Regions from separate parts of the Homo sapiens genome. Here region 1 is linked to region 2. A link is a loop called in an ENCODE intact Hi-C map of the cell type or tissue named here. Cell type or tissue: CD14-positive monocyte. All regions are shown on one strand. Links, peaks and the distances in the headings refer to the core of each region. The heading gives the core; the rest is flanking DNA. Region 1 overlaps PCAT29 (prostate cancer associated transcript 29). Region 2 overlaps PCAT29 (prostate cancer associated transcript 29).

The links. Hi-C counts contacts between places; a loop is a spot of excess contacts. Peaks named below come from ENCODE experiments on the same cell type or tissue, not always from the same donor. Only the 100,000 strongest peaks of a DNase experiment are listed, where the experiment ranks them.
Region 1: it touches region 2 in a loop (4-fold over the local background); 4 of 110 quality-filtered maps call a loop at or near these places.

Annotation. Positions count from the first base shown.
Region 1 is chr15:69,606,800-69,613,797 of GRCh38, reverse strand. The region is part of intron 1 of PCAT29 (prostate cancer associated transcript 29); the gene reads right to left. Among named protein-coding and RNA genes, the nearest start is that of PCAT29, 18 kb to the right of the region's middle. In CD14-positive monocyte, for the core only: no CTCF peak of the experiment used is centred there; DNase peaks (open chromatin) are centred at 3,317 and 4,387; H3K4me3 peaks cover 1,559 bases; H3K27ac peaks cover 2,433 bases.
Region 2 is chr15:69,663,019-69,670,016 of GRCh38, reverse strand. All of the region lies in intron 1 of PCAT29 (prostate cancer associated transcript 29), which reads right to left. Among named protein-coding and RNA genes, the nearest start is that of PCAT29, 74 kb to the right of the region's middle. RefSeq lists enhancers at 953-1,032, 3,541-3,590, 3,621-3,670, 3,111-3,725, 4,342-4,957. In CD14-positive monocyte, for the core only: no CTCF peak of the experiment used is centred there; DNase peaks (open chromatin) are centred at 1,826, 2,486, 2,926 and 3,386; H3K4me3 peaks cover 2,067 bases; H3K27ac peaks cover 2,500 bases.

The sequences.
Region 1 (6,998 bases), core at 2,338-4,837, 57 kb after region 2:
TAAGATTTCAGGGTTAAATACAACTGCTGATTTGATTGCATTTTTTTCCACCATCCTAATTAATTCATGTGGATGAAAAGTCCGCTGTGAAGAACGCACAGGAGGTGAAAACGAAAGATTCCAGGGATCCATTGGAAGCACTACCAATTAACTTACTGTTCTGTGAAAATCATTAACACGTGAAACTGACAAAATTAAAGCATCCATACATTTGCCAAGGGAGTATACAATGACACAGCATGTCTCCAAGTTTTTCCGTAGAATGTTATCTGTTAATTTTATTTTTGACAATTCCTGCCCCTGTATCTTCAGCAAAACGTTTTTTCTCCAAATTAAAACCAATTAAAAACTATTTAAGGAACACTCTGTGACAACAATGTTTAACAGAATTAACACCACTCGCTGCAGAAACAAGGCAGCAGAAGTTGCGAAACTTATCGGTGATTTTGCTAATGCCAAATCACAACGGGGACATTTTAAGTTTTCTTCTAATTTTCAAATTTGTCTGTGTTGCCTGCATAGTTTTTGGTGCTGACATGTTTTACAGTATAAGTTTTGAAGTTTGTTTAAATAGTTTTTTGTGTGTTATATCATGAAAGAATGATATTTGGTAATGAATATGGTTTTCTATTTTATTGTGTACGGGAAGGCACTACATAAAGGTTGAACCCATTATTGTGGAGTACACCACTGTATCAAGAAGAATCTAAGATAGTTACACTGTATTTGTGCAGTGAGTAGCAACACTAAGGAATTACAGTTCTTCTGAAGGGCAAAGGGGAGAAACAAAATGTTCCATCTTTGCTATGCACTGTGCCATGCATTTTACTACATTCATTGTTTATTTTCATCTTTCCAACAACTCTGAAAGGCAAGAATGTGCCTATTTTTTTTTTTTTTTTTTTTTGAAATGGAGTCTCCCTCTGTTGCCAAGGCTGGAGTGCAATGGCGCGATCTTAGCTCACTGCAACCTCCGCCTCCTGGGTTCAAGCAATTCTCCTGCCTCAGCCTCCCGAGTAGCTGGGATTACAGCTGCGCACCACCATGCCTGGCTAATTTTTGTATTTTTAGTAGTAGAGACGGGGTTTCACCATGTTGGTCAGGCTGGTCTAAAACTCCTGACCTTATGATCCGCCTGCCTCAGCCTCCCAAAGTGCTGAGATTACAGGCGTGAGCCACCGCGCTCAGCCAAGAATGTGCCTTTTTACAGGTGAAGGGATTTTAATTTGGGAGATTAAGTAACTTGCTTAAGGTCAAATGACATGGAAAGATTCTGATCCAGGTCTATCTGGCTCTAAAACCCTCATAAGAACAAAAAAGGCTCCCATGAACCCAAGACTGTAAGATGTTGTCTGCCTGCCTTAATGACTGGCTGGAATGGTGGAGCTGGGGGTCACAAGGCAATCTTAGGCTTCTGACGTGATCTGAAGGCATATTTAGCATCAGTACAATCCCTTGGCACTGCTCCAAGAGCTGCCCCATTTGAGCTGAGGGCACTCACAACATTACCTCTATAATTAGGCCTGCCAGATAGGTGCTCAAAGGGCCACCTGGGGAAGGGCAAAGACTTAAATGTGAGTCTCAGCTCTGCCATTTATAGCTCTTGGGCTAGGCACTTAAACCTGCTGCACCTGAAAAGCACATTTAGGAAAAAAAAACTGGGTGATGGGGGCGGGAAATAATCTATCAAACATTAAAAGGCTGTCTGGAGGAATCACTTAAATGACCTGCGGAAAAAAATCTTTGGAAAGTAGCATATATACAGGTTCTTCTGCAGGCTATGAGCCTGCAGTGAAGGGGCACTGGCCCAGGTTCAGGATGCTGCCTTAGGTCTTTGTTGCTCAAAGTGTGGCCCACAGACCAGCAGCATCGGTATCACCTGGGAACTCATCAGAAATTGAGGCTATTGGGCCTTAGCCCAGACTTCTGATTCAGAATCTGCATTTTGACAAGATTCAAGTGTACACATTCAGTTGGAAAAGCACTGCCATAGGCCTCTCAGTCTGGCTTTCCAGGTCTCAAACTCCAGGGCATTTAAATAAGAAGGTTAGCTTCATTCACTTCTCAATTATTCTTATTTCAAAAATAGAATTGAAAAGGCTCTTGAAGACATCCAATCCAGGAATGGTGAATACCCGCAAGGGTGCAGCCATCCTTCCCAGAGACTAGAGCAGACATTGCTAATCAATCAGGAAACTCTTCCATGGTGCTCAAAAGCAGCTGCACCATCCCCTCCACAATGCAGTCCAGAAAGCCTGATGGCTCTTCCATAATTACCATGGGTATGAAACCTATTTACCACCCCTGACCCCCGCTATGTGGCCTAATCCCTTCTTTATTCATAGGTCGACCTTATCTCCAGTTTAAGCCCATTTTCCCAACATGCTATCCAATTTAACATTCACCCCTTCAAAAGTGTTCAACAAATTATATGGTTACACTGCTTAAACAGAAACTGAGTGTTTCCAAAATTAAATGACGTCCCCAAAGATGGAGAATCCTATTCCTCTGGCTCAACTCTCATCTTCATGTCACCTCTCTGTTCCACCACCCACTTCAACATTTTAGACCAAGGGAGGGAAGACTTTAAACCTCACAAAGAAGTTTAGAACATTACCCTGGTGCTCCTGAAATCCAAGGTAGAAAGACAACGGAAGTTTTTTAAAATGCTCTGAGACCTCGAACCACACTCCCATGTCCCCTGGCCACCCAGCCTTGTCACCTGCTTGGAGCTGGAGCTGGCATCTTCATGACCAGGAAACGGTGGCATGCTGAACCTGCCTCCCCCAGGCTCTTCATTCAGTGTCCCAGCCGCCTGCCTCAAATGCTACAGGCAAAGCACTCTGAAATAGGGTGATATTCTCAATTTAATTTTTGTTCACATGTAATAGGAGATCGATACCCTCACTAAGCTGCTGTGCCCATCAGCCAGTAGGAAGCAGCCTATGTTTTTGGAAGGCAAATCGTTAAGAACTAGAATACAGTATAGGCATGTACACCGGCTGCATCCAATTTCAAGTGAAAATTAATGGCAAATTCTTGTAACCACATTAAGAGCCATTGTCGTTCATTTGAAATCAGTTAAACATGAAAACAATATGAAAACCTTCTTGAGTTCATGGAACATAAATATTTGTCTGTATTTTTTGCCAGTGCCCCAGAGAGACCAGGAGATGCTGGCAGATCAGTGTTCTAAAAACATGCTCATGAAGGGGGAAAAATAAGGAACCTGACTCTTGTTGGGTTGAACTACTTGTCAACTTTTCCATTTCCTCAGTCAAAAGATAATTAAACAGTAAGCAGATGTCAGAATCTAATTGATGCAAGGAAAGATTGCTCAATGTCTTATGGTGCTTTGTCATTGTTATGTACTGTCTGCAAATAGCCCCTTGGCTGGTACAAGTAGCAGAAAGTCAACCAGTTAGCTTCTCTTCCCATGGAGGCAGAGGCTCTCCCAACAAACATACCTGTGTTCAGTCACTCTGGGTGTCAAGAAGCACATAAGAAAGTTTCTGGGACAATGTCTTAGGCATATTAGAACAGAGAGAAGCTGTGGCTTTTCAGAAGAGTGGGGAGAGGGGAAAAGGAGAAAGAGAGAGATAGAGAGGATGGGGGAGATGGAGGTGAAGAAGGGAAAGGTTGAGAGATGAGAGAGAAAAAGAATAGGAAAAGACTCAGAAAAAGGAACGGTTGGCAGAGGGAGAGAGTCCCAATATGGTAAAATCAAAACGGCATGGTCTTCAGAGTCAAGCCTACTGCTTGGTCATCCCTTTCCAGCTGTGGGAACTTAGACCATGTATTTGACTTCCCTGAGTGCATTCTTTCCACTGACCATTGGATATCATATTCCCTGCCCGGGCCTTCCCACGGCTTGATCTGAGATGTAAGGAGTCATAAGTATCAGAGTCTGAACATTGCAAAAAACTGCACAACTGCTTCAATTTTTAAAAAAAAGAGTAGAAGGAAATCGGGTGAAAGAGAATTAAAACAAAGTTGGGTGCCAGGACAGTGGCTCACATCTGTAATCCCAACACTTTGGGAGACTGAGGTGGGCAGATCACCTGAGGTCAGGAGTTGGAGACCAGCCTGGCCAACATGGTGAAACCCTGTCTCTACTAAAATTAGCCGGGAGTGGTCATGGGCGCCTGTAATCCCAGCTACTCAGGAGGCTGAGGCAGGAGAACCACTTGAACCCGGGAGGTAGAGGTTGCAGTGAGCCGAGATTGCGCCACTGCACTCCAGCCCAAGCAACAGAGTGAGACTCCATCTCAAAAAGTAATAATAATAATAAATACAGTGGGGTGTGGGAGAGCTGTCTCTCTGTTATGCTCCCTTATGGGGAACCCACAGCAGTGCTGCTTGGAGTTCAGTGTGACTCAGAGATGAGTGAAAGAGCTCTTTCAGATTCTACTGTAGATTCCTCCCCTTAAAACACACACACACACTCTCTCTCTCTCTCTCTCTCTCTCTCTCTGCTCTCCGTGGGAGAGCATTCAAATGGTGTCCAGGAACCGAGGTGGACAACAGACTTGAAAAACAACTGCCAGCTGGGCACAGTGGCTCACGCCTGTAATCTCAGCACTTTGGGAGGCTGAGGCGGGTGGATCACCTGAGGTCAGAAGTTTGAGACCAGCCCTAGCAACACAGTGAGACCTCGTCTCTACAAAAAAAAAAAAAAAAAAATTTAAAGATATTAGCAAGGTATGGTGGTACGTGCCTGTAGTCCCAGCCGCTTGAGAGGTTAAAATGGGAGGATTGCTTGAGCCTGGGAGGTCAAGGCTGCAGTGAGCTGTGATTGCACCACTGCATTCCAGCCTAGGAAATAGAGTGAGATGCTGTCTCAAAAAAAAAAAAAAAGAAAAAAAAGAAAACAAACAAACAAACAACTGCCGTGCTATGTCCATAATGTCAATCCACATACCACTGGGTAAAATCATCGTCCATGGCTTCCCCCTTCAGGATGCACCTCTTCCGTGGAGGGCTGTCAGCCACCACTTGCAAACAGACTCCCGTCAGGCCATCTCACCAGTTACCAAACAGCCAGCATGGCCAGTAAGACTAAAACTCAGATTCTTATTGTGTAACTTATTAGATGCTCTGTTCCAAAGAAACAATTGACTAATGAACTGGGGGGTTCACACTTCGTCCCGTCTCATCTCTGACACTACCTTACTGTGTGGTCTCAGATCAGCGCGAACACCCTCTGGGCTTCCACTTTCCTATATGGGAAATGATGTGGAACAGCTTGAATCTAAGAATCTTTCTACTTGTGACATTCAAAGTCTTCACAATTTACCCATCTGATATCTAAGGTAAAAGCTAGAATCCCCTTCCTCTTTACATCCCTCCAGATTCCTTTCCACACTCCTTCACTCCTCTACCCACACAGGAAGGCTGACCTGCAGAGACTTTTTTTTTTTTTTTTGAGTTGGAGTCTCGCTGTCACCCAGGCTGGAGTACAATGGTGTGATCTTGGCTCACTGCAACCTCTGCCTCTCAGGTTCAAGCAATTCTCCTATCTCAGCTTCCCGAGTAGCTGGGACTACAGGCACCTGCCACCACGCCTGGCTAATTTTTGTATTTTTACGAGCGACGGGGTTTCACCATATTGGCCAGGCTAGTCTCAAACTCCTGACCTTGTGATCCGCCTGCCTTGGCCTCCCAAAGTGCTGGGATTACAGGCATGAGCCACCACACCCGGCCCCTGCAGAGACTTTCTAAGGGGCTCCCTTGCGCTCTGGCTTCCAATTGGTCTCAATTAAGGGGTGCTCATTCTCCTGACTCACCGGAGAGCTCTCCCCAAGCTGACTACATCTCTGTGGAAGGTCACAGCCCTGTGGTCTTCTCTGCAGGCCTTCCTCCTTCCAGGTTTTGTTAACAGTTTCCTCCCCTCGCTTCTTCAGGCCTAGAAGTGGTAATAGCTCTCCTGCTACTGGGAGTACCTGTTGGTGGTAATAGCCCTGGGTACTGTCCCTTGTGGTTCTCCCACTCCCTGCCCACACCTAGGTAAGTAGTCACAAGAGGGCCTCTGTGTGGTAACATGGAATCAGGGGGCAAATGAAAGGAGGGATCAAGGAAGACATCCAAGGAGAGGAGGCCTTTGCAAGGTTGGCCTCAAACCTGTTTGGAAGAACAGGAAGAAGTTTATACAGGCAACAAAGGGGGATAGCATTTTAACCAAGAGAATGGTGTGGATGCAGCCAGGAGGCCAGGCATTCTGGGAAAGGAGAGTAGACCTGACTGTCTGGAGGGAAGACCTTGGGTAGAGAAGGAATGAGGGGCATGGTTGGAAAAGCAAATGAAGGCCAGATGGTAGCAACCTCGAACGTGAGACGAAAGCCTGGGACTTCATTCTACAGGCAATGGAAGACTCTGGATGGTTCTTGAGCAACGGAATGGCCCAATCACACTGAGCTATTTTAGGAATGTTAAGCTGGTGGTGGAGAGCAGATTGTAGTGTTACCAACTGGGTAGCCCTACGCAAAGGGAACAAAGGAGGATGCCAAAAGTGACTCACTCATCCGCCATTGCTCCTGAGCAGTGGGGCAGAGGCGGTACAGACGTTCCCCCCCAAGCAACTCTCATGCTTATGCCAGCCTCAAAAGAGCAGAGCGGGAAGTGCATGGCATCCTGAAGATGTAAGGGAAAACACATTCTTGGAAGAGATCTCCTCTCAAAGCCATCCACCCACAGCCCCCAGAATAAGGGGTAGGCAATCTGTTTCTCCTGGCATCTGATTCAAAATGCTCCCGAGGCCAAGAGGACCTAAAAGAATTCCTCTGCTCGTGTGTGTGAGAACAGCCCAACAGGGGACCATCTGTCTCAGAACAAGCCCCCCAATGTGGAGGCAGAAACAGTAGCCCCCAAAGGGGTGCTATTTCAGTTTTCAGGAAAGCATTCTGCAAATGTTCCCAGCCATTAACTGGGGATCTCTCTATAGCACTCTGTTAGTTCTCTGCTAAATAGAAACCAAGTGGGGGCCACTGTCCCTGACATCT
Region 2 (6,998 bases), core at 1,728-4,227:
AAGGACTCCATGTGGCCTGGAATCGTCAGGACAGGTTTCCTAGAGGAGCTGGGACCTGGGCCTCCACTGGACTTGCTGCGTCTGATCTCAAGCAGAGCTGAAGGTGTCATTATTTGCCAAGTACGCCATTGTTCTGAGATTCAGTTTCCTCATTTGTAAATGGAGATAAGCATAACTAATTTACCAACAGATCACACACACAGAGCTGTCCAGCAGGATGGAAGGAAGCGAGGAACCCAGAGATTTGGGTCCAGTCAGAGTTCTGCCACTATGGTGTTACCCTAGGCAGGTCACGTTTTGTCTCTATGATTTTGTCTCCTCATCTGTGAAATGGGAATTTTTTATTTTGAAGTCACTAGGTGAGTCACTTCACCTCCCTAGAAGTTGCTTCCTCATTGGTAAAATGCCTGGTTGTAGCTCTCCACGTTTTTTTCTCTTGGGTTTAAAGCCCCTGTGGCTTGGATTCTAAGCTAGGGCCCACCCTGTCCCCATACCCTCTCCACCCACCATGCCAGCCAAGACAATACACCCTTGGGGAACCATGTTCAGGTCCAGAGAGAGAACAGAAATGCTTCTGGGCCATATCCTCTTTCCAGATGGCCTTTAAGAGAAACAAGAGGCACAGGTAACAAGGAGGAAGAAACTGACCTTGAAAACACTATGAAACATAAGCCAAACTCTCCCAGATAGCTGCTGGCAGGGTCCCCCCACCCCGGCCCCCATCAGCTACAGAGGCACTTCAGAGCACTTCCTGTCTCATTTGGGGCAGGGCTGGCCAGGATGCTCGTGCAGCCCAACCCCAGCCTGGGTAGGGTGCTCTGACCACAGGCCGGTCACATGTAAGGGCAAGCAGAGGACTATTTTTGATCAGTGGTTAGGAGCCAGTGGCAGGTGACAAAACATGGTGAGCGTGAGCAGCCACAAGTGGGCCCTGGGCTCCTGGGCATGGAACTCTCCCCACTCTTGGCTTCCCACTTCCTGGGGTGCATTTCTCTCTTACAGCCCCACCCCACACCACCACCCTCACTCAGTGGCAAACTAAACACTGTCCCTCCTAGCCAGACAGGGGTCTACACCTGGGACACCGTCAGTGGGGTGTTAGGGTTAGGTTGTTTGCCAAGTTCAGGATTGGGACACTCAGCTTTGAGCACCTCCTGCTATATGGAGGGCTCCTCAGAAGGGGAGGTCTGGAGACTTACGGCCTAATTTCCCTAGTCTCTAGAACAGAGCTCCACTTCCTAGGGAGCTTTCTCCAGTGCCCTCCCCACCATTTCCTCCAATATCACCTTCTTCTCAGGAGGAGGGGAAAAGGCCACAGGAGGAAGTAGAGGAGGGTGGGCAGGAGCCAGCTGGGGGATCAAGAGGGATCAGATGAGCACAGAGCCAGCTGATGGGGCTGCACACACCAGCCTCACCCTCTTTCTGCCTCTTCCCTCCTCCTCCTTTCTTCCCCTCATAGACGATAACTGAGCAGCTGCCATGTGCCAGCCCTGTCTGAGTTCCTGCGTATGCACATCTGCCTCACACTCAGACTCTGCACTCTGGCCTGCTCTCCTGCTGAGGCAGAGGGACCCTGTGGCGAGGGAGAGCAGAAAGAGCTCCTCAGCCTATGAAACTGGCCACTACCACAATTTTAGAAATGTGGTCACTGAGGGCCTGAAAAAAAGCCTTGCCCAAAGGCAATCCTCTTGGGACCAAGGCTCCTGCCTGCTGAGGCTGACGAGGTCCTGGCCAGGCAGCACAAATTCCATGCAGGGATGTCCCTGGGGCCCCTGCTGTGCACCCAGCACTGTGTTGGACTGTGGGGACACGGGGTGAGTCAGGCCTGATCTGGGGATGGGGACACAAACACACACAGAGCCAACTCACTCCTTGGTGCCTGAGGAGAAGCCCTGGCGCTGGAGGCACTTAAGAAATGCCCAGTGACCTTTCACACCACAGAGGGCACAAGCCCCCTGAGGTCCAGGGTACCATTGGCTTGCTCTGCCCTGTACCTGCATGTCAACATGGAGCCAGGAGCTGACCTCTGTTTTTGAATCATTAGCTCCTGAGTTGAGGGAATGTGGAGGAAGTGTCTGGGGGTGGGAGTCCAGACACTCATTCAGCGGCTGAGTGGCCCCTGTTCCACTTGGCAGCCCTAACTGCCCCCTCCCCAGCTTCCCCCTTTCCCAGCACCCTCCCACCAGCACCGTCCTGGGCTCCTGTTACTCAGGGTTCAAAAGACCGGAACACGAGCGATGGAATGTCAGGACAGGAGGGCAGAAGAGGGATTCAGGATAGACTAGGTCCTGCAGGGCCCCCACCCCCACCATGTGGCAGCCCAAGGGTATTGACAAGCCTTATGGTGAGCATCCCAGTGCTGAGGTCCAGAGAGGTACAGTGCCTTGCCCAAAGTCACACAGCAAGAAGGGACAGCAGTAGGCCCAGAGCCCCAGTCTCTGCTCTCATCTCAGACTCCACCCACTCTTGCACGCAGGTGGCTTCCCCAGCTGGTTCCACACGCTGGGTGGATGTCCAGGCCTAGCGTTCCTACAGCTCAGAGAGTGCCTGGTCGGCGGGGGGGGGGGGGGGGCGGGAATGGGAGGGTGCAGAGGGGGAACAGGAGAAAACAGAAAGTGCCAGTGATTCACATTTCAAAATGTCGTGTTATTCCAGGCGCTTTCTCGCTTTGCCACCACCTTCATCCACCCCCCACTTGCCATCTTGAGAACCGGCTGCAGGGTGGCTGGGGCGGGGGGAGGAGGAGGCTGAGACCATCATCTAAGGAAGCTGTGTTTCCACCCTGCCCACTGAGAAGCCCGAGGGTGAATGAGCAGTCGGATGAGCACCGAGCTGGGAACCAAGGGGCCTGGGTGCCAGCCCTGGCTTTGGAATTGGTTGTTGTGAGACCCTGAGCAAGTCCCTAGGCCTCTCTCTACTTCCTTTACATACTTCCCCAGCACGTAAAATGGGGAAGTGGGAAGAGTTTGTGGCTCCCACGACTAGTTGCATATCAAAGCAAAACAAAACAGATTCTTGGACTGCATCCCCAGAGATTCTGATTCTATATGTTAGAGATGAGGCCTGGGAGTCTAATTTTAAAGCATACCCCTAAACCCCACCCAACCTGGTGATTCAGTGCAACCAGTCTACCGAGGCGCGGTTAGAGAGTTCCTGGCTATATGCTTCCACGCGGTTTCCAATCATCTCCAGGACTTATTGACCTCCTCCAAAATGCCCTCCTGGATTTACCCAGCCCTCCCTGCCACGTCTAACCCTCCTCACTTCTGGCCTTGCATCCCTGCCCATACTCTCCTACAGCTCCTTAAAAGCATTTAGTCATTTGTGCCTGTGTGTGCACGTGTGTGTGTGTGTGTGTGTGTGTGTGTTCTACGTGAGCTACATGAGCAAGACGAACCTCCCACACAGCACAGAGGAAGTTGCTCAGCACTGGAGCCAGCTAGCCCCACATTTGGAACTGGACTCTGCTGTGCAAAGTTGGGTGACCCTAGGGAAGAGCCCCAGCCTCCCTGGGCCTCCGTTTCCACATCCCTTAGAGGGCCTAGCCAGACCCTGCCTCACAGGGCCACACACGAGACTCCACTAAGGTGGTGTACAAAGACTTGCGGTGGGGCCTGGGGAGGGGTGTCAGTGGCCAGGAAAGCAAGCCGGGTGAATGGTGGACCCTCCCAGAGGGATGTGTGCTACCCTGGGAGGTCTGGACTCCTTCCTCCCAGTGTGTGCCTTTAGGCAGATGGCTGCCAGCGTAGGTCCTCAATAAAGAATGGGTCCACCCCAGTATCATTCGAGGTCCCCACAGGAAACAGAATTCCCCCCAGGTGGCTCAAATGAAGAGACACAGATGGAGGGGCTTGTGACTGAGTTAGGCAGGGTTAAGGAAATCCAAAAGGGATGGGGAGACTCCTGGACTAGAACAGCTGACAGCTGTCCGCAGCCCGCATCTACAGGGCAGGGCAGGATGTCATGGCCAGAGACCAGCAGGAGTGGGGGCCGTGGAGGAGGGGCCGCCCCACAGGAGCGCAGTCACAGAGGGAGGCAGCTCTTCCGAGACACACGTCCCAGAGGGAGAAGCAGAGGAGAAATAGCCCAGCCCCTCTCTCCTCCCACTGTTGCTTCTCATTCTGGTATCTCCCGCTGGCCAAGCCCAGGCAGTGGTCAGAGGCATGGGCAGCCCTTAGAGGTCCCCTCCTGGGGCACAGAGCAGAGCAGAGAAGCAGAGACAGTTTGCTGGCAGGTTGCTGGGAATAGCAGGGCAAACAAACAAGCAGCTCCTCGGGCAGCCTCTGCTGTCTGGGCATGGGAGGTGGGGCCTGGCTTATCAACCAGAAGACAGGTTTGAGCCTCACCACTGCCACAGACACAAAGGGCGACATCAGGAAGTCGCTTCTCTCCAGGTCTCTGTTTCCTCATCCTTAAACCATAAGGGTTAAACTCTGTCCCGAGCCACCTCTTCCAGGCCTGACCTGCACTTCTCCTCACCTGCCTTTTCAAGAGAGGAGAGAGCCCTGCTGGACAGGAAAATGGGCTTGGAGAGGAGGGAAGCGTAGCAAATGGAAAATTAATTCTGGGCGGTAAAGAGCAGAGGCTGTTGTTTGTGATGTATAACTTACTCTTTGTGTCAAACTGTGTACTGTGTATATCAGTGGGATGGCAAGAAAACCGAGATCTATTACTTAGAGTTTAATCTGTTCTCCGTGTTGGAGAAGAGAGAGGGAGGGGGAAAGAAGACTACAACTTTAATCACAGGCCCGACTCAATGTGTCAAGCTGCTCTCGGGTGTGTTAGTAAAATGATGTCGGATCACAGGCTTCCCAGACAGCGCTGCACGCTGCGGCTTTATCTGCCGAGCTGTAAATTAGCACACCTACTTTACGCTCTTCAGGTAAAACCAGTAATTTAGCTGAAAAATACACACACGCACACATGCACACAGAGCATGTTGGGGAGGGCTCAGGAGAGGGGGCTGCCCCCCTTGAGCAAGAAATAGCTAAAAATGAGCAAACCGGGATGAAAATGACACCACGGCTGCGCCTCCTGTCATTAGCGCCTGGGCTCCTGGTGCCAGCCCCACAGCCAGCCCACCTTCCTTTCTACCTGCCTCAGTGCCTCCCCTACCCCTACCACCCCTTTTTGCCATGAACCGTAAATTACATGCTGACACCTTTAATTTGTGCAAAGTATGCCTGGCTGCGCCTGGCACCAGCAGCCGGCTGCTATAATAAGGTCAATCTATATTCATTGTCGCAGCACTTGATGTGCCAGATAACACAGGGAGGCAGCGCGGTGGTGGCTTCTCCGGGCTGGGGGGTGAGGTGGGGGTGCTCACTGCCTCTCATCGCGGCCTGGCACCAGTTGGCTCATCACTTATGCATGGCATGAGCAATGTTATGATTTAGCTAATCACCATCAGTTATTCATCCGATGGCTGCCTAGAGACGACAGTAGCACACGCCTGCCTGCCCAAGCCAGAGAGGGAGGCCCCTGTCCACTCGATGCCACAGAAAGACCACCCAGGGGGTCTGACTGTCCTTTCTGGGGAGTGGCCCCAGAAAGGGAATAGCCCAGGATTATAGACTCCTGGGCTTGAGGAGGAGAAGCTGCTGAGGGTGCCCTGTGGGCAGGCAGGGTCACTGATGTGATGTTTCTGGATCCTAGGGCCCAGCCAGGAATGGGCATCTCACTGATATGTCACACGGCAGGAGCCCAGGCTTTGAAGTCACAGAGTTCTGGGTTCTAATCCCCACTCTTCCACTTCCAAGTCGTGAGAGCTTAGTCAAGTCACTTAACCTTTCTGGGCTGCAGTTTGTCAACAGCATAACAGGGAAACAACTCCATTCCTGGCAGGAAGAGTGTACAGATGCAAAATATGGAATGCGTCTGACATAGTAGGCACTCAGTCAATGGCAGCTGCCAGTATCACAGCCCTAGGGCATCTATCACATGCTTGATTGAGTGAATGTCTGCTTTCAGTGGGGAATACAGATTCAAAAGGCTCATAAGGAATGGGGCTGGGACCAACAGGTGAGCCCATTTGACACAATACCCCCTGGCATGAGGTTATGTTGAGACAGGTCTCAGCTTCTGACGTGTTTGAGTAAGAGGAGACCAAGAAGCATCGAATCCATGGCTGAGGAAGGCCAGAGGCAGGCACGAACCAAGTTCTCAGCCTTCAGCAGGCTGGAGGCAAAAAATGAAGCTTAGTGGCCCCAGCTTATAGAGCTGAAGGGACTTGGAGATTGTTCAGCACAGCCCTTCATGCTAGAGATTGGGCAACAGAGGCAGAGAGGGTATTGGCTGGTCCAAGGTGGTCCAGCCAGTAAGGGGCAGGGCTGGAGTCCTGGCCTGGGCTTCTGACTTCATAGCTCTTCCTGCTGCTCTACAAGACAGGCCCAAAGAGGGGCAGAGGGCCATCAGACTTTGAGGGGATGCCCTTGGGATTATCTGAGTCTTCTCTCTTCCTGGATGCCCAGTCAGGAGTGCACAACATATGCTCCTAGCTCTGTCCACAGCCCTGTAGGCAGTGGGAGGGATGGGTCAAACCCTCAGCCTTCAGTGGGTCCTCAGCTTCCTTAGCTGCACAATGGACGCAAGAGCATCTGCTCCTAGGAGCTAATGAGAAGATTAAGTGAGACCGCCTGGGCAGACCAGGTGAACAGTCTTTTCCCTTCCAGCCAACGAGCTTAGAGTCTAAAGAAGGTAGTCAGGCTGACAGCAGCCTAAGAGGTTACCTAAATCTAGCTGTGCAAAAGCAGCCAAGTTGAACAGTTAATTCTGCAGCCTGAAAACAGACTCAGCAAACACCTCACTGTCCCAGCAACATGCCGACTCTTCCACTACCACACCTTTGTCCACTCTATTCCCCGCCCCAGGAAAGCCCTGCCTATCCTCACAGATCCCCATATCCAGCTCATCCGCCCAGGTCCTGCTCAGATCCGCTTCCTCCAGGAAGCCTCTTCTCTCTCCTGGGCATCAGTGATGCCCTCCCCTACCTGCAGCCC